Linked DNA regions of Mus musculus: all the other regions are linked to region 3. The links are chromatin loops, found by intact Hi-C in ENCODE. Cell type or tissue: heart. All regions are shown on one strand. Each heading gives the region's core, and the rest is flanking DNA. Links, peaks and the distances in the headings are about the cores only. Region 1 overlaps Ptpn3 (protein tyrosine phosphatase, non-receptor type 3). Region 2 holds the start of Epb41l4b (erythrocyte membrane protein band 4.1 like 4b). Region 3 has its middle 20 kb from the start of Ptpn3.

Evidence for each region. Peaks named below come from ENCODE experiments on the same cell type or tissue, not always from the same donor. Only the 100,000 strongest peaks of a DNase experiment are listed, where the experiment ranks them.
Region 1: a loop joins it to region 3, with 4 times the contacts of the local background. A loop is called at or near these places in 11 of 42 quality-filtered maps.
Region 2: it touches region 3 in a loop (2.2-fold over the local background); 2 of 42 quality-filtered maps call a loop at or near these places.

What each region holds. Positions count from the first base shown.
Region 1 is chr4:57,260,020-57,265,886 of GRCm38, forward strand. It overlaps Ptpn3 (protein tyrosine phosphatase, non-receptor type 3), which reads right to left. Exons shown (of 26, transcript NM_001384115.1): 3 at 4,964-5,071; 4 at 4,847-4,889; 5 at 2,410-2,488. Among named protein-coding and RNA genes, the nearest start is that of Gm12536, 37 kb to the right of the region's middle. In heart, for the core only: a CTCF peak has its summit at 3,488 (motif pointing right); no DNase peak of the experiment used is centred there; H3K27ac peaks cover 975 bases.
Region 2 is chr4:57,141,483-57,147,349 of GRCm38, forward strand. It overlaps Epb41l4b (erythrocyte membrane protein band 4.1 like 4b), which reads right to left and starts at 1,674. Exons shown (of 25, transcript NM_001355492.1): 1 at 1,366-1,674. The coding sequence starts at 1,671. LOC108168956 reads right to left here and starts at 3,169. Exons shown (of 2, transcript XM_017320489.1): 1 at 3,124-3,169; 2 at 1,776-2,509. The coding sequence starts at 3,169. The coding sequence ends at 1,776. In heart, for the core only: a CTCF peak has its summit at 2,293 (motif pointing left); DNase peaks (open chromatin) are centred at 749, 1,329 and 2,249; H3K4me3 peaks cover 2,273 bases; H3K27ac peaks cover 1,559 bases; H3K27me3 peaks cover 3,394 bases.
Region 3 is chr4:57,317,297-57,323,163 of GRCm38, forward strand. It overlaps a transcript of Ptpn3 not described here. Among named protein-coding and RNA genes, the nearest start is that of Ptpn3, 20 kb to the left of the region's middle. In heart, for the core only: a CTCF peak has its summit at 3,483 (motif pointing left); DNase peaks (open chromatin) are centred at 1,435, 1,775 and 3,625; H3K27me3 peaks cover 648 bases.

The DNA.
Region 1 (5,867 bases), core at 565-5,564, 57 kb before region 3:
CTGGTGCTTTGCAGAGCAAATCCGAGCCAACCCCACAGAACCACATGTGGAGAGTCACCAAATGCGCCCCAAACTTAGGAGGCTTTGTCATTTTCTTCAGGGAGCTCAGATTGTCATTAGAGATTGTCGGTATGTGGAACGCTGCTCAGAACAATCTAAATTTATCAGTAACAGCAGTTGTGGAGGCTCACAATAAACAGACATGGAAGTACCCTTGAGAAGGAAAGCTATCACTAGGAGAAACTCTAACAGCGACTCTAACTTTAGAAATGTTTGACCCCCTTTGAGAGTATACTCCACCCAGATCCTGTGATGATGGCTAACTGTCAATAAGACACAAGCTAGAATCACCCAGGAAGAAAGTCTCCACAGGGGTATTATCTATATCTGGTTGGCCAGAGGGCATGTCATGGGTTAGCTTTAATTAAGTTAATTGATATGCAAAGACCCAGCCCATTATGGGCGGCCCCATTCCCTAAGAAGTGAGGAAACTAAGCTGAACCCAAGTAGGCAAGCACGTGTGTTCTCGACTGTGGATGTTGATGTGAGCAACCACCTCACATTTCTCCCTGGATGCTCCCTGGAGGCAGGTAGACTCACTCCACAAGGTCTCGGCTTCTTTCCTAAGGGGGATGGCCATGAAGAACTCTAGAGGGACCATGAGATGAGTCTGGCTCTGGGAGCATCTCCCTCAAGCCTTTCTACTTGAAAGCTTGAGTGTGCATACAGGGTGCCATACAGCTGGGGCTTCAGCATCCCAGAGATGATATAGGAAGGACTGTGACAACAGTGACCATCCATGAACTGGAACTTCTTAAGGTAAAAATCAACTTGGTCACTTGGTCACAATGGTCACTTAAAAGAGAGAGAGGAGAGGTTGCAACATGCATACATAATTCTTCAAAGGTATTCATCTTGGTTTTTTTTTTGGTTTTTTTGGAGATAGGGTCTTGCTAGATTGCTTAGGCTAGCCTCAAACTCCTGTGCTCAAGGGACCCTCCTGCCTCTGCCTCCCCAGTAACACAGTAATGATTTGAGGTGTGTACCATTGTGTCTGGCCCTTCATGTAACTGTAATGCATCCCTTGACCAGACTCTACTTTATACTGTTTTGAGGAAACCTCAGAGAAGTAGTCATCAGACTGACAGATGATGTTATCAGTTTTATGTATACTAACTGATGACATGACATGCTGGGTTGAGTGTCAACACTGCCCCTAGTCCAGAACAATGTGGTATGTGAGTGTGTATGGGGGGGTGGGGGTGGAATGGGACATGAAGGATGGAGGGAAGGCTCCAAAATGATTCAAAGCAGCATGCACTCCACTGCGGCTTCCCAATGAGCCACCTAGGCCTCCCTTACACAGACTTCACATAGACCGAAGTGATAAACGCAGTCCCACCCCAAGGCCTGCCTCTGTGGAGAAAAGCAATACAGAAGCAGGAAAAACAGAGCAATAAACCAACAACTGGCCTTTAAACATATCAAAAGCTAAAATACGATGTGTAATTGTCATTAAAAAAGAAGAGAGAGAAAACTGAGAGAACATTCTATGACTGAGCAAATGGTGTCTCTTTGGTGAGATTTTCTGCCATAAAATGGGACTCAGTAACCCAGAACAGCTTCTGCTTCATCTCAGGGAGACAGTTTCCCTCCTTAAGAACAGCAAAGGGATACTAAGGGCTTGCGCCTGAGGCAGGGGAAGCGGCTGGCTGGGTCTCCCACCCCGAGGCAATGGCTTTCACAGTGTACCCTTCCCATCCTGCACATTCCAGTTTCCCCACTCAGAAAACTCACTTGCCAGGATCAACTAGAGTCAGCCCAGCCTGCAAGCCCTGCGGGGTAAACAGCTCCTATCGGAGCCTTCCTTCCCTGATCTGCCTCACAAACTTCCTACACCCGCTGATTCACCCAGCAGACAAGCGGGGTCCAGCCAGAACTCGTTCTCCTTCCTCACTCACCCCTGCAAACGGGGACCTGGTGGAAGTTTCTGATTTCAGCTAAGCCTTGTCATCCCCAAGGGACTTCATTCCAGCCCCTCAGAAATCATTCTCCGAGCCCTGTGGCTGACTGCTCCACTCCAGGCCTGCATTGCAAGAACTGTCTTAGCAACCTCAGTCTTCACAATGCTTACCAGAGGCGGGAAGAGAGAGAGGGTGCCCACATGCATTATACCAGACCGGGGCTGAAGGATGCAGGCCACAGACTGTAAACAAACCTGCCATTAAAATTTCAATCCAATTTTTACTTGGATTTCACGATGGTCGGAGGTTACACCCAATCAAGTTACTTGTCCACAGCCAGGAAACAAAGAGTACATTTTTGGCAGCTACTAATTTATATATATATTTATATATACTAATCTGTATATTTGTATATAAGAGAACATCAAGAGGAAAAGGCGATTACCTGGTTTGCTCCTGCTGCAGTGTGTTGGGATCAGGTATAAAATATCTTACTCGAAAATGCAGGGTACAGGGAAAACCTCCTACAACATTTTTCAAAAACAGATTAGGTTTTCCCTTTAAACAACAAGAAAGTCCACGTTCATAGCTGCTAACTCTCCCATAAAGGAAGTACTTGTCACTCCACCACAAGGTTTCCATTAGAAAAGCCCCGGCTCCCAATACAGAGTGTTTAACTGTTCAGAGGTCTCCACGCACACCTAATGTATTTATATAGCTTCAACGGTGGTACCACCCACTTCCGGCTGTATGTCTGCCTTAGGGTCCTGTTCAAACAATGATATCTATATTAAAAGTCTTAAATTAGCTTCTATACATAAAACTCCCGAAGGTCTGAAGCTTACATTTACATAGCGACTTACACTCTCCCAACATTTCCACGCAGCATCTAGAGCCTTAACACCGCTATGGGTACCTGCGGGCTGAGTGGTTCCACTTTACAGATGGAGAAATGTAAACGGCTCTCTGGATTAGGTAGCCAGTGACAAGACCAGAACATCTGGTAGCACTGAAGTTTCTGACTTGATTATTTTCTTTAAAAAAAAAACTGGAAGCCATTTTTACAATTTCAGTTCAGAGCGTATTAAAATAGTCACGGGGATCCTGAGTGTTACACAAGTCACTCAGATGTTACTCAGGCATGAACACCAAGTGCCAGTTTCCTTGTGTGGCTAAAACTGGCTGTGTGTCTGATACAAGATCAGACCAGCTAGGGTTAGGACAACAGAAGATCAAGACATGTCGCCAAGACATGGGGAGACCTTTTGACTTCTTGGTTAATATGCCAAGGTCCTGTCTGCTGGCTCACGTAGCACTCTTCGGGCCCTCTGAAATCCAAGTCCTTCTGTGGGCTGCCCAGCTGGCTGACCCTTCTGCTCATCTTGCCTCCTGCCTTGTTCACTGTGGCTCCACACTTCCTCCACACACCCCAAATCTCTTAGTTCCTTCCTTTGTCAGCTCTGGGCTGGTACCAAAAGAATCTTTAACAGTAAGTCTGTGCCTCTGTATACACACCTAGCTGCCAGTGGGTGGCGCTAACTCTGTAGGAAAGTTTTTCCATTCCGTCTTTGTCTTACCTCCTCAGTCTCTCCCTTCCATTATTGTTACTTTGGTGTCTCAGGCATAGTCTCTGTGTTTTTCTTATTTCTTCTGTGGATTCAGAGCGTGCATGTGTGTGTGTGTCTGTGTGTGTGTGTGTCTGTGTGTGTACACGCACGCGTGTGCAGAGTACTATCATAGAATTCCTCTTTTCTACTTCTACACTTGATCATGACAGCAGGGTTCAAATCTGGTTTGAATGCAGTTCCCAGGCTTGGCAGAGTGCTTTGCCTTGGTCTGAGCAGTGGGGATGTGTCTGCTGCAAGGACAAGCCAGAGAGAGGATGACAAACAGTTGCCTCATGTAACTGGCCACGTCCTGTGTGTCAAGCATTGTGAAGGGTGTGGGGCTGAGTGGAACAGAACAGTCCTGAGAGGCAGTGCAAGCGCCTCACTGTGAGAAGACAGCAAGAGTGCTCAGCCAGCCACGAAGGGACAAAGAAATGAGAGGGAAGGAGAGAGTTGGCGCTTTCCTTCAGATAGCAGGAGGTATCTGAGGAGCCCTGAGGAATAGGAGATGGGCATAGGGACAAAGAAATGCACCTACCACAGAGAGAGGAGATTAAAGGGTGGTTCTGCAGACTGATCAAGTTAGTCTGGAACACTAGATATGTATGGGGCCAATGAGAGCCATGAGGAAAGCCAGAATGAGAAAGGATGGCCAGAGGGAGTGGGCATGGCTGGAGTAGCTGTCTCACTGGAAGCTGAGAGCAATACAGGGGCCCATTCATGGTGGATAAGACAGCATCTGTGCTGCTGTATGAGGGTGTGTGTCGGTCTCCCTTTATGTGTGCAGGAGTCTGCATGTGTACGTGGAGGCCACAGGCTGAAGTCAGGTGTCGTCTTCCACTGCCTTCCATCTTCGTTTTCTGAGACAGGATCTCTTACTGAACCCGGGGCTCATCCTTCGACTCGTCAGCCTGGCCAGCCAAGTGCAGGAATTCCTGTCTCTGTCTCCGGAGCTGGGATTCTGGGCATGCACCACAGTTCCCAGCCTCTTGTGTTGGTGCAGGTCCTTAAGCTTGGACAGCCAGCTAAGACATCACCCCAGCCCTTTTCGGTCTCTGCTTCTTATACTGGGCTAAGAAAGACTATCTATCCTTCATCCACCTGCTCCCTTAGAAAAATAAACGAACGCTCCCTTGTCGAGCTGCCTCCTCTCCCCTCACCCTCAAGGTTGCCCTGAAACACCTCCCCCTGACCCCACCGCCACCTTAAGTCCCCCATAAGGAGAAGACAGTTTGCCGTACACCCAGCGACCAAGTGAAGCAAGAGCATACTCACCTTTCAGCTGCTTCCTGAGGGGTTTGCTTGCCTCAAGCCATCTCTGTGGAGTGAGAAAGATAAGCTATGAAACCAACCCAAGCAGGGAAGCAGCACATCGTACATGCGAGCACTCACAGGAGAGTCCACTGGGTCGTCGCCATGTTGCAAGCCGAAGTATTCCTTCTCCGTCACACCCAGGTGGCCATAGGCCATATCCAGAAGCGACTGGCCCAAATCTTGTTTCTAGATCAAAACCATCAAGAATTAAAATGAACCAAAGAAATAGAAGTAACCATTTTTTTTTAACAGTAGGCAAAGAAAAAGTAAAACTTTCTGAGATTTTAAGAATTAAACACTTCCCACAGTAACAAAAGCATTAATAAATTTCAAGTTACAAGGCTGAAAGGAGGGATACAGAAGTGGGGTTAAGACAAACTACATTGACATGTTTTCAGACATTCTGGATTTTTTAAGGGACTGAGGAGAAAGGTGGTTGACTTCTTGCCTTGCAAGCGTGAGAACCTGTGTGTGTACAGGGGAAGACACGACCCTGGAACTTGCTGGCCAAGCAATCTAGCTAAATATAGAAACTCCAGGTTCAGTGAGATCATGTCTCAAAAATCTAAGGCAGGGGGCTAGAGAGATGACTCCATGGTAGAATGATTCCAGAGCTTGCAGAAGACTAAAGTTCCATCCCCAGCACCTAAGCTGAGTAGCTCACAACACTTACAACACCAGCTGGGGAGGGGGGAGGGGAAGGGTGCGCTAATGGCCTCTTCTGGCCGTTGATTGCATGTACATTATTAACACAGACACGAAAACAAAAATATATCTTAGTTGTGATGCACATTTTCATTCCCTGAACTCAGGAGGCAGGGGCAGGCAGAGCTCAGTGAATCTGAAGCCAGCCTGGTCGACATAGAGAGTTCAGACCAGCTGTGGCTACACAGTGAGACTCTGTCTCAAATAAGTAAATAGATTAGATAGATAGGTGATAGGTAGATAGCTAATAGATAGGTAGACAGACAGACAGACAGGT
Region 2 (5,867 bases), core at 333-5,332, 180 kb before region 3:
ACTCGCAGGCTGCCTCTCTGCATCAGAGCTGGCGAGCCTCATTCTTGGGGAGCGGTGACATGCATGCTTTTTAAAAGACAACAGCTTTGGGCTGGGGAATGTTGGCACCTTTTCTATGAAAAGGCCTCGCGAGGATATTTTTGTGACAAAATGCTCTCCTATAGAGCACAGGAACCACAAAAATGAAACTACCATAAATTGAAGCTGTCTCCAAATTAACCCACAGGAAGCAGCATTAGAGCCTAGGCTAGCGAGGCTGATTTTTCCCATCTGAAACCCTTACAGGTTAAGTGTTCTCTCCTTAAATCCAACGAATTCCTACCACCCAGTTACAGACTGTCCGGAGGCCTAAACACTCCGGACAATCTGTAACTCATCTAAAGCTCAATTACTGCGGTGTCTTCAGTCATGCCCAAAGATTCCCGAAGGCACCGTCTGCCGCAGCGCAGTGGGCGCCCGTTAGTGCAGCGTTTGATAGGATCTGACTGGCCCCTTCGGCCAAAAAGGCTCTTTTGGCGGCTGGACTCCCTGTCGGAGACACTGGCGCTGGCCTAGCTTGCCACTGGAACTGGGCCCGGGTGCAACCACCTGTGGGTGTGTGAACCGGACGCAGGCCCTGGTGCTGCCACCCCGGGATGCCCTGAACGAACCACGCAAACTGCCGGGTGTGGGAGAGAGTGGGTAGGCCAGTCCAGAGGGGACCGGGGCCAACTCCCAGCACGCCAAGGCTTATCTCTCCGTTCAAAGCGGACCTGGCCTGAGTTGGCTCCCAAGTCGCTCCACTCCCTGCGAGGTTGTGAGCCAGGGAGCACTTTGGGATAGGCTCCCTATGGGGGCCATCCACGGGGAATCGGGAGAAGGCAGAGCGGCAAAACTGTTCCCTAAGCCTCTTCCCAAACTTGGGGCACCTGCTGAGCAGCAGGCAAGGATTTCTTCTCCACCAAGGCCTGATACCCAAAGCGGGATACCCCGGAACAGCCCTGCGTCGCTTGAAAAATTCTACTCAATCCAGCAGCCGAAGGCCAACATTGGCAGGGAATGCCAGCCACCTGCGCCAAGGGGAGGGGACGTAGGGACGTGTGCATGGGATAGCATGGGGTAGGAGTGAGGCACAAAAATCCTAGGTGGTCGCCAAAGAAGGGCGCCGCAACCCTGCGGTTGCAAGGTGCCAAAGACTGGGCCCCAGAGCATACCCGGGCTGGTGGTCTGGGAGGGTTCATGGCTGGGGAAGATTGGCAGAAGATGGGGGAGGGGTCCCCAAAAAACAGCCCGGGTAGCTTCCCAGAGAGAAAGAAAGACTGGGACAGGGGGTTCTGACCCAAGCAGAGCAGGCTGCTAGTGCCCCGCACGCGCCGCGTCACTCACCGGCAGGTCCACGCTCACTTCGGTTCCGTCGAGCAGGAAGACACGGCAGTAAAGGGTGGCCTTGGCAGCTCCCGAGGCGGAGATGTGCACAGCCGCGCCGCCGGTGAGCAGGGGCCCGCCGCCGGCCGGGAATACGCTGCCCCCGGGCGCGGCGGGCAGCACCGAGGAGCTGGCGGCGGCAGCCGGGCCCCCTCGCGGCCCCCCGTCGCGCTCGTCCCCCAGCCCGGCGGCCCCGCGCCCCGCCGCGCCCCGCGCGTAGCGCTGCATGGAGCGGCGGCCAAAGGTCCGGCGCAGGAACCGCAGCATCCTGGCCGGGGGCGCCCCCTGCCTCCGCCCCCTGCGCTGCCGCCGCGCCGCCGCCCGGGAGCGCCCGGCGCCGCCGTCAGTGCCCGCCGCGCCGCGCCGCCTCCCGCGGGCTGCGGCCCGGGGCTCGCTCCCGCCCCAGCCGAGGCCGCCGCCGCGCTCCGGCCGCCCGCGGGACGCGTCGGCCGGGCCAGCGCCCGCCGAGAGTAGCCGCGCGGGAGAGAACGCGCACAGGCGGCCCGGGGGACCGTCCCGCTGCTGTCGCCGCTGTCGCTGCCGCGCGCTTGGGGCGGTCGGTCGGTGCCGGCTGCTGCGTGGCCGCTGCCCCGCGAAGAGCGCCGCGGGGGGACCCGGCTGCGGGCTGCTCCCGCGCCGCGCGCCGGCCGAGGGCCAGCCGGAGCAAAGCGCCTGCGTGCTCCCGGCGCGCTCGCTCCCACTCGCGCCGCGCCCGGCCCGAGGAGGCCCCCGCCGAGCGCCCGCTCCCGGGGCGCCTTTTCCTGCGCCCGCAGCCCCCGCCTCCCACCTGGGAGGGCTGCACCTCCAGCCGCCGCCGCCGGCACTGCAGCACGCCCTCCTCCCCCGGGGCTGCGCCGGGCTTGTGCTGCCCCCTGCCGGCCCGAGCGCCCCCTGCTGCTGTAGGTGCGCTCACGTGCGTACACGTAGGTGAGCACACACGTGTTTCCGGGCGCGCAGGACCCCCTAGAAGTCCAAGAGTTCCTCCTGCTTGACCAGATGAAGAAAATAAGACTGTCTCCTTCCAGGGAAGTCTTACCCCTAGGGCAAAGAAAAACACGGCTCTTTCTGGAAGAAAAACAAAAACAAAAACAAAACACCAACCGTACTCAGTTTCTCCTTCTGCAGAAGTGGAGTAGGCGACCTAGAAGGTCCCTGCCACTTAATGAAATTCTATCTGCTTAAAATCTCAACCCTGGCTGGAGCTTTAACCTGCCAGTCCAACGGACCCGTTCCAAACAAGAAAATTGAGGCCTGCGAGGAGGGGAAGTACTTTTCCATACTCCTTTGGAGACACCCTGCTTCAAGGACCTCGCCCATGCCCAGAATTAAGGAAAGGTCCTGCATAAGCTATTGCTACTGAGAAGGTTGGTCAAGGTTGGACAGACTCCTGGGAAGCGAAGCAGAACATAAGAATGAATTGCATAGGGCACATGGAGCAAACTGGAGACAGCGAATTGCTAACAATCAATGCCCACAGGTTCAGGGTTTGCCCACAGACAAGTGAGTTGTCCTGTGTTGCAGAAAGGAATGTGGGAAATGAAGCTGAAAGGAGGCCAGGCCTTTGGGGAGAATAACACTACTGTTTATCAGGCCCTAATTTTGTGCCAGACATTACGGTAAGCCCTTTCCATATGTCTTAATTTAGCCTGTTAGCGTACAGGTTATTACCTGGATCATACAAAGGAGGAAACTGAGCTTTGGAGAGCTTAAGAGACTGACATACAGACTCATTGGGCTCCAGAGCTACTGGTGGAGCTTGTAACATGGTTGGCAAGCAAATGACAGTTTAAGAAAGAGTTGGGGAAGCAGTGACCTCAGCAAAGCACACAGAGAAGACAGGGGGTGAATGTAGGACTCATTCCAAAAGAGACATTTATTGAAAGCCAGGCATTGTCTTAGATTTCACCGTTTGCATCTTCATTACTCCTCATTCCAACTCTCCAAGACAGTTCTATGCATTCCCGTTCACTTAGATGGATTTAGAACTTAGGTTTGTAATATGCTTGCCCAAGGTCTGACAGCTGCCCCGAATTCATTCTCTGATATTATGGGGACCACCCATGTGACAGTTTACTCTGTAAAATGGCATCTACACAATAAACCATTGGATACCCACTCTGCCCTTTACCCCCACAACAAGATTGAACAGAAACTATGTACAAATTGGCATAGCCCAGGCCAGCTGACTAGTTTCTAAGGCTATCTCCAGGAATGCTGCAGCAGAGTAGCCACTCCAAGATGTCCACCTATGCATCTTGCATTTGCATCGTTGTGTTTCACTGTATGTAGCAAAGGTGGGCTTGGTTCTACGCTCGAGTTAAAAAGGTTGAAGTAGGGATTCATAACAGTAGCATAATTACAGTTAGGAAGCAGCAATGAAAATAATTTCATGGTTGGGGTCACCACAACATGAGGAACTGAATTAAAGGGTTGCAGCATTAGGTAAGAAGGTTGAGAACCACTGCTTAGAAGCAAGAAAGGTAAAGGGTGATTTATGCCCTAGGAAGTCTAGAAGGAATGAAACACTGGCTTCAGCCTGTAAGATCCACCTCGGCCTCTAGCATGGCAAAGTAACGCTTTAATGTTGTTTTAAGTCACTGTATCTGTGGTTCTCTACGTCAGCCAAATAGGAAGGCAGGCACGCTACAAGGGATGCAGCTTTGGAGAATCACAGCTTTCAACGCTATTCATTCATCTGGTGTGCATCATCTGAGTGTGTAGTTATTCAGAGCTTCTCTCCTGTTGAGCTCCAGGCTCCATTAAGGTTATCGAGCCCAGATCCCCACACTTGTGACTCCGGTCAGACCCAATGGCCTCTGACAGTGGCATGCTGAATTGCATGGAGATTCCAATATATCAGGCCCCGCTATCCGATGGATCTCGCCCCATTTAGCTCTTACATGGAGGAGAAATAAGTCTTCAGACATTACTACACAGTGGTTCTTGTCACCAACATTTCAACCTCAGAATTTGCACGTTTCATGAGCAACCTTGCATTTTACAGTTACAGGACTGTATGTTCCAACAGCTGCTCATTTGCAGCTGCTGTTTTCAGACCCTAAAGTCTGTTGTTTTATCAAGTCTACAAGCAACCCCTCAAGTCTTTCTTTTTTTTTTTTTTTTTTTTTTTTTTGGTTTTTCGAGACAGGTTTCTCTGTATAGCCCTGGCTGTCCTGGAACTCACTCTGTAGACCAGGCTGGCCTCGAACTCAGAAATCCGCCTGCCTCTGCCTCCCGAGTGCTGGGATTAAAGGCGTGCGCCACCACACCCGGCTCTGATAGTCTTTTCTTGGACCCCCTTTATAAGGAATACAGACAGAGCTGCCTGCGTGTGTGATTGTATCGTCCTTCGTTATCTATCGGTGTATATGTATTTGTGTATGCACATGTGTACAGAAGTTGATGGTAGGTGTTTTCCTCAATCGCTCTCTACCTAGTTTTTGAGACGAATTATCTGACTGAACCCGAAGCTCACTGATTCAGACTGACTGAGTCACCAGTTAGTCCCAGGGATCCGACCTTCTCAACTTCCCCAGCACTTGGGTTACGGGCGAGTACTGCCATGCTTGGCTTTTATATGGCTTCTAGGGATTAAACTCCGGTCCTCGTGCTGTGTGACAATCACTTTACCAAGAGTATCCTCTGCTCCCCAGTGCATCGCACTTTAATGACATTTTTGGTCCTTAAACTACTTTAGAACCCTGATGCTATGAATCGGAATGCCTGAGTCCTTTCAAAACCCATGAGACAGGGCCTTTGTGAAGTGAGTAAGTTGTGAGGACTCTGTAAAAAAATTAGTGTCTTTGTAAGAGGCTCTCTTGCCCTTTTGGCCATGGAGGGCACAGCGAGCTTTTACCTATAGAGCCCTCACCAAACACGTAGTCTGATGGTGCCTTCATCTTGAATTTCTCAGCTTCCTGATACTATGAAAAATACATTTGTGTCATTATGAAGGCACCAGTTTGTGCTATTTGGATGGAGCACCCTAAGTGGACTAAGATACCAGTATTTCTCATGCATCTTTGTCTAGAACCACCTTAGCCAACCCTCAGGAGAGTTTATGCTAACTTTCTCTCCTGGGTTATAGCAGTGACTTCATCTTAGCTGTATAGCAGTGATCCTCAATTTTCCTAATGCTGTGACCCTTTAATACAGTTCCTCATGTTGTGGTGACACCCCCCCCCCAACCATAACATTATTTTCATTGCTACTTTATAACTGTAATTTTGCTACTGTTCCAAATCCTTATATAAACATCTATGTTTTGTGATGGTATTAGGAGACCTCTGTACAAGGTCATTTGACACCCCCAAAGGAGTCGTGACCCACAGTTGGGAAACGCTTGCTGTGTTGGTTCATCCAGAATAGAACCCGTAGCATGGGCTCCTGGCCATCTGCATTTTACAGCTCATTCCTTACCTCTCTGCCCAGGACCTCAGCTCACAAGCACTTCCCATCTCTAC
Region 3 (5,867 bases), core at 646-5,645:
AGAGACCAGTTACCAATATTGGATGCCCTGCAGTTGGCATGGTTGTTCCATGGATGGATGGGAACTGAACTCTGGTCCTCTGCAAGGGAGTACTTCCCCAACTATTGACCCCTCTCTCCAGGCTAGCATTGTTCTTGATTGGCACGTGGGCACAGAACATGTGGGCCTACCTGGAATACTCTTCTAGTTCTAAAGTCTGACTTAACTCCTGTTTAATTAATGAGTTTAATGAGATAGTTTGCCTGGTATCTTCTCCTGGAGGATTCCTTCCCATGCAAAAAGCCACAATTAATTTGGCTGATCTGTCCTCTCACCTACCCATGCATCCATGGTGGCTAGAAGGTTCTCTGAATTCATTAGGATGTCAAGGCAAGTGGGACATGAATGATCTGCTCTTAGAGGGGTCAGAGATGAACAGAAGGGGCAGGTCTTAGTTCTTTTTCTGTTGCTTTGATAAAATACCCTGACAAAAATAAGGATTTATTTTTTGGTCCATAGCTCCGGGTTGTAGTGCATCAGAGTAAAGAAGCCAAGGCCGCAGGAGCTTGAAGCAGCTTGCCACATCAAACTCATGATCATGAAGAGAGAGCAGTGAGATCCTGCTGCTACTGCTCAGCTTAATTTCTCTACTTATACAGTCCAGGATTCCAGCCAGGGGATGGTGCCACCCACAGTGGGCGGGTCTTCCTATCTCACTTAACTAATACAAGTTAAGATAATCCCCTACTCGGGCAGTGGTGGTACATGCCTTGAATCCCAGCATTTGGGAAGCAGAGACAGGTGGATTTTTGAGTTTAAGGCCAGCTTGGTCTACAGAGTGAGTTCCAGGACAGCCAGGGTTATACAGAGAAATCCTGTCTCAAAAACAACCAAAAAAAGAAAAAAAAAAAGGTTAATCCCCCATATACATGTCTAGAGACCCATCTCCTGAGTGATTTCTAAATTCTATCAAGTTGACAACACCAACCACCACAGGGCCATAGACTGTTAATAAGATGACAGAGTGTGCCTTTAATCCTAGCACTTGGGAGGCAGAGAGAGGCAGGTAGATCATTGTGAGTTTAGGCTACAGAGCTAATTCAAGGAGAACCAGGGCTATATAGATAGACCCTGTCTTAAAACCAACCAACCAACAAGAAAAAGAGAAGCGGTTCTGATGCCAATGCAGAGCAGAGAGTGTTTTGGGGAAAGCCACTCACTTGTGTCGGGCATTCCTCATTCCCCCATCTGCCTGTGTTCTTGACTTTCAACCCTTTTCTCTAAGCCTAAAGAAGCTGCTTTTTATGGCTTGTACCTTGGGCTTTTTTGGCTTCTATTTGGGTCCAGCCAACAAGAGACAGCATCAGGATGCGGGAGAGTGGAGAAGGAGAATGTGGGGTGGATTTTTAACTTCACCCCGCCCACTGGCTGCCTTTTGGCAGCTTGCCGTGTTCTTCCCCAGATCTCCTCTGGGCCTTTACGTTTGGGGAAGCAGTAACTGCTTCCCATGCCTGCAGATGCCCACATGCTTTCTCATCTTTATTTCCTTGAACCTGTTCAGCCCCCTCTCTCAGTAATCTCTCCACGACACACTCTCTGATTACCTTTTTGAGTGTGCCCCGTGCTTCCTGCAAAGACAGGAAAACAAAAACATTGCCTGGAAAGGTCAATAATTCTGGCCTCCGTGCAGCTCGGTTCAATTCAATTTGGCAAACATTGACTGAGTGAGGCCTTCTCTCCCAGGCTCTGCGCCAGGAACTGGGGTCAGAGAAAACACAGACACAGAACCTGCCTGCAGGGACCTAGCTAGCCACAGCTTCTTGGGAGGCTGGATGCCGGGAGAAAGGGAACCATGCCCTGCACCTTAAGTGGTAGGCAAGAAGGGGACAACTGGGTCTGGAGTTGTGAGGTGCTCCCTCTTCTAGCCCACCTGTCTTGGTAGGGAACCCCCTACCATCTTCCAGTCGTCATAACTTTGGCTTCTTTTCAAGGAGCCCTGAATATACCAGCCTAACTAGCTAGGCCCCATTGGCTTTCAGTGGAGGGCATCCGAGAGAGGATGAAGAGGCGTCATGGGCCTGGGAGCCCTGAGGTAGAGATAAGAGCTGTGTCTGACATGTGCCCTAGGTGATCCACTGGGATTCCCCAGCCTGTGAATGACTTCTGACATGGGAGGGTGAACCTGACAAACTCTGTAGCCCTCAAAAAATGATGACATGTTGCCTCCTCTTGTTAGGAAGAAAACAGTGGGGAGAGCAGTGGTCCTGGGACCCTCCCACTTGTGTTCTTTCTAGTGCTTCCTTTTCCAATCTTATTTACAAACCTGGAGATTGAACCCAGAGTTCCGAGCATATTAGGTAAGTACTCTACTACTGAACAACTCTCCATCCCCACCCCTCCACCCCCTTTAAGATAAGGTTTCACTGAGTCGTCGAGGCTGCCCTGGACCTTGTGATCCCACTGTCTCAGCCTCTAGAGTAGCTGATATTACCTGTCTACAGCACCAGGCCCTTTTCTAATATGGTCTCTGAGAATTTGTTACAACTATGAGCTTTTACAGCACCATTGCTTGCTAGACTCTTAGACTCTGACCCACTCATCAGTCTCGTTTTAGGACCCAGCACTGTTCCTGAAGCATAGTATGACAGCAGAAAATTATCTATCTTGCCGAATGAACTAAAGTAATTAATTTTGGTAGTAGTAGAAGTAGGAATAGCAGTGGGGTTATGGCCCTTGTTTGAAGAATGCAATGATCGTGGCTGGTGACAGAGAAGGGACCTGTGTCGTTTATGACAGAGCTGGGACTTGGTACAAAGGACCAGGAGGACGGATACAGCCGACAGGGATACAGTTCGATGGAGCACCTACCTGCTCCTTGCTGGAGACTGTTTGGAACAAGTTTACATCAGTTCTCTCCGTTTTACAGACAGTCTCGGAGGTATGGACATGAACAGCAGCAGGCTTTACAGTCAGGGGCTTCAAAGACTTGGAAATATGGATCTAGGATCACACCAAGAAGAGGCAGAACTTACACTCAAACCAAGACACCCATGTTTTGAGCCACCGACTTCATTCAGAGGCAGGAAGGAAAGGAACGCACAGGCCAATCATACACCATTTGCAAGACATTTATACATACACCTCTACACCATGGCTCATTGTCCCTTCACTATCTCTTAAAGAAAAGGAGAGAAGGAAATTAAAACAAAAAGGTGCGTGAAGCACCTGGATTTTAGGCACTGAGATTTTGGGAAAGTTGAGAGCAGTACTGAGTGACTTGAATGAACTTGGGCGACCAGGCTCCCTCTGCTCCTGAGGAGTTGTGTGACTCTGACCATGCTCCGTACACTCTACATCCTTATCTATTTTCAGCGAACTTTCATGAAATTTGTGTGTGTGGGGGGGTGGGTGGGTGGGGGGTAGCGTGCTGGAGGGGGTGCGTAATTTTAGCGTCAAGCACAAGTCTTCAGCGCCCTCTACTGTTCAGCTGAGGCACTGTTGATCTGATTTGTTAGGGTCTCTTGAAAGCAAGGGCTACAGCTTTTCCGCTGACAATCAGCTGTGAGCGACCAAGTTCATCCACAGAAGTCCATAATGTAACAAAGAGAAAGCCAGTTCTCGCTCTTCCATCGCATCCGACTTGGAAGTCCTGCTGATCTCGCCCACACAGTTCCAATTATTTTCCTAAGTGCTGCCGCCTGACTGTTCAAGCACACACCCTCTCCACCCAAACTCCACACCACTCCGTCATTACGGTCACCGGACTGTTTGCCAACTGCCCTTGGGCATGCCTGTCTTTTTAGCTCGAAGTCTGGTGTCGCTTGCCTTTGCATTCTCTCCCTGCCCCCTGCGTACAGCGTAGGGCACATGAGCTCTCCAAACAAGTTCATTCAAAGGATGACAACCAGACGGAAGAACAGATGAACCAAAGCAGCTTAGTGAGCTAAAGAAGGCTTGGGGGTGAGGAGCTGTGAGGGGTTGGAAGCTTCCGATACAGGAAGCTCCCTAGTTCCAAACTTTTTGGGGTTCAGGGCATCAGCGAACAGAGGGGGCAGATGGAGGGCTTTGGAGGATGCAGCTGCTCACACAGGTGTGCTCGCTTTGAGAAGATGCTACACTCAGTGCACTTCCGGTTTGCGTGTTACTCGACAAGAAACCTGTACTTTGAGTGGCTCTTGAGAGGGACTTAGCCTTCTATCTGTAGCTTGGTTAGTGTTTTCCCTGGTGTCCTCCAATTCTATCTGGGCTGATCTGTACCGTGGCAGAAGTCATCTTCCTGATTTCCTGGTCCATCCTCTATCCCTGAAGAATAGTTACAAGGGTAGGGACAGGTTATTGGGTTTCCTTGAAAGTGTTTTCTACATTTGCTGTCTTTTAAAAAATAATTTCTTCCACATTTGCTATCTTTAGTTACCTTGTGTTTTTGTTTTTTGTTTTTTTTTTTTTTTTGTTTTTTCCGGAGCTGAGGACTGAACCCAGGGCCTTGCGCTTACTAGGCAAGCCCTCTACCACTGAGCTAAATCCCCAACACTCATTTGCTATCTTAAAAAAAAAATGATTCCTAGCACTTGGGAGGCAGAGGCAGGCGGATTTCTGAGTTCGAGGCCAGCCTGGTCTACAGAATGAGTTCCAGGATAGCCAGGTCTACACAGAGAAACCCTGTCTCAAAAAAAAAAAGAACAAAAAAACAAAAAAACAAAAAAAACAAACCAACCCCCCCTCCAAAAACCCCCCAAAACCTAGCCAGGCGTGGTAGCGCACGCCTTTAATCCCAGCACTTGGGAGGCAGAGGCAGGCAGATTTCTGAGTTTGAGGCCAGCCTGGTCTACAGAGTGAGTTCCAGGATATCCAGGGCTACACAGATCTCCATGGGTGATCTCATTCCTTCTCCTGACCAACCTCACGATCGTGACTCACCAAGACGATCTCACCCCATCATTACTGAGCCCTGGGGACCATCTAGCCAGATGCCTTTTTGATACCTCTACTGGACCCTCTCAGCGGCAATACACTCAGCATGCTTGAGAAGGTTCTCTGCATCTTCTCCTGCCTCCCCAGAGAGGCTTTTCTCTCTCTCTCTCTCTCTCTCTCTCTCTCTCTCTCTCTCTCTTCTGTGTTCTTTACTTCTGTGGGTGCCTCCCTGGAACTGGTCTGGCTTCCTGTTCTAGACTACATTATTGTTAGGCAGTACCCACAGTCCCTCACCATTTCTGCTCAGAGAGTCTCTTTCTTAGACTCAACTCCTCTTTGGGTCTTAATTTCAACAAGGGAATGGCCATTCGACATTTCCTAACAGGCTCTCACGGCACCGTGCTGGGGTTTCCAAACCCACAGGTGCTACAGGTGGCTGGTATGCCTTCTGCCTGGATTCCTGGATGGAAGCTGACTTGATTTTGACCTTTTTTTTTTTTTTTGAGACAGGGTTTCTCTGTATAGCCCTGGCTGTCCTGGAACTCACTTTGTAGACCAGGCTGGCCTCGAACTCAGAAATCTGCCTGCCTCTGCCTCCTGAGTGCTGGGATTAAAGGTGTGCGCCACGACCTTTCGTCAGGTACCAAGGCCAGCTGAGCGAGTTGGAGCCTCATGAACCCACAGACACATGAGTAGGCTATAAGTGTGTGTGTGCCTTATGTCAGTCACTCAGACTTCTGTTCACTTCTGTGACTCACTTGCCTCATCCAGCCTGCCCATTTCCCCTCCCACATCTGTCCTGATCCCTCCACTTACCTCCTTTCCCATCATGGCTATCCCTGGCCGGGCTTTCACCATCTTTTGCTCAGACTCTTACAAGGCCTTTTCCTGATGTCCTTACGTCTGGGCTTGGGCTCCCCGGCCTAATCTCTGCACATCACTATCAGAAGTGATCTTCCTAAATTCCAATTCCACCC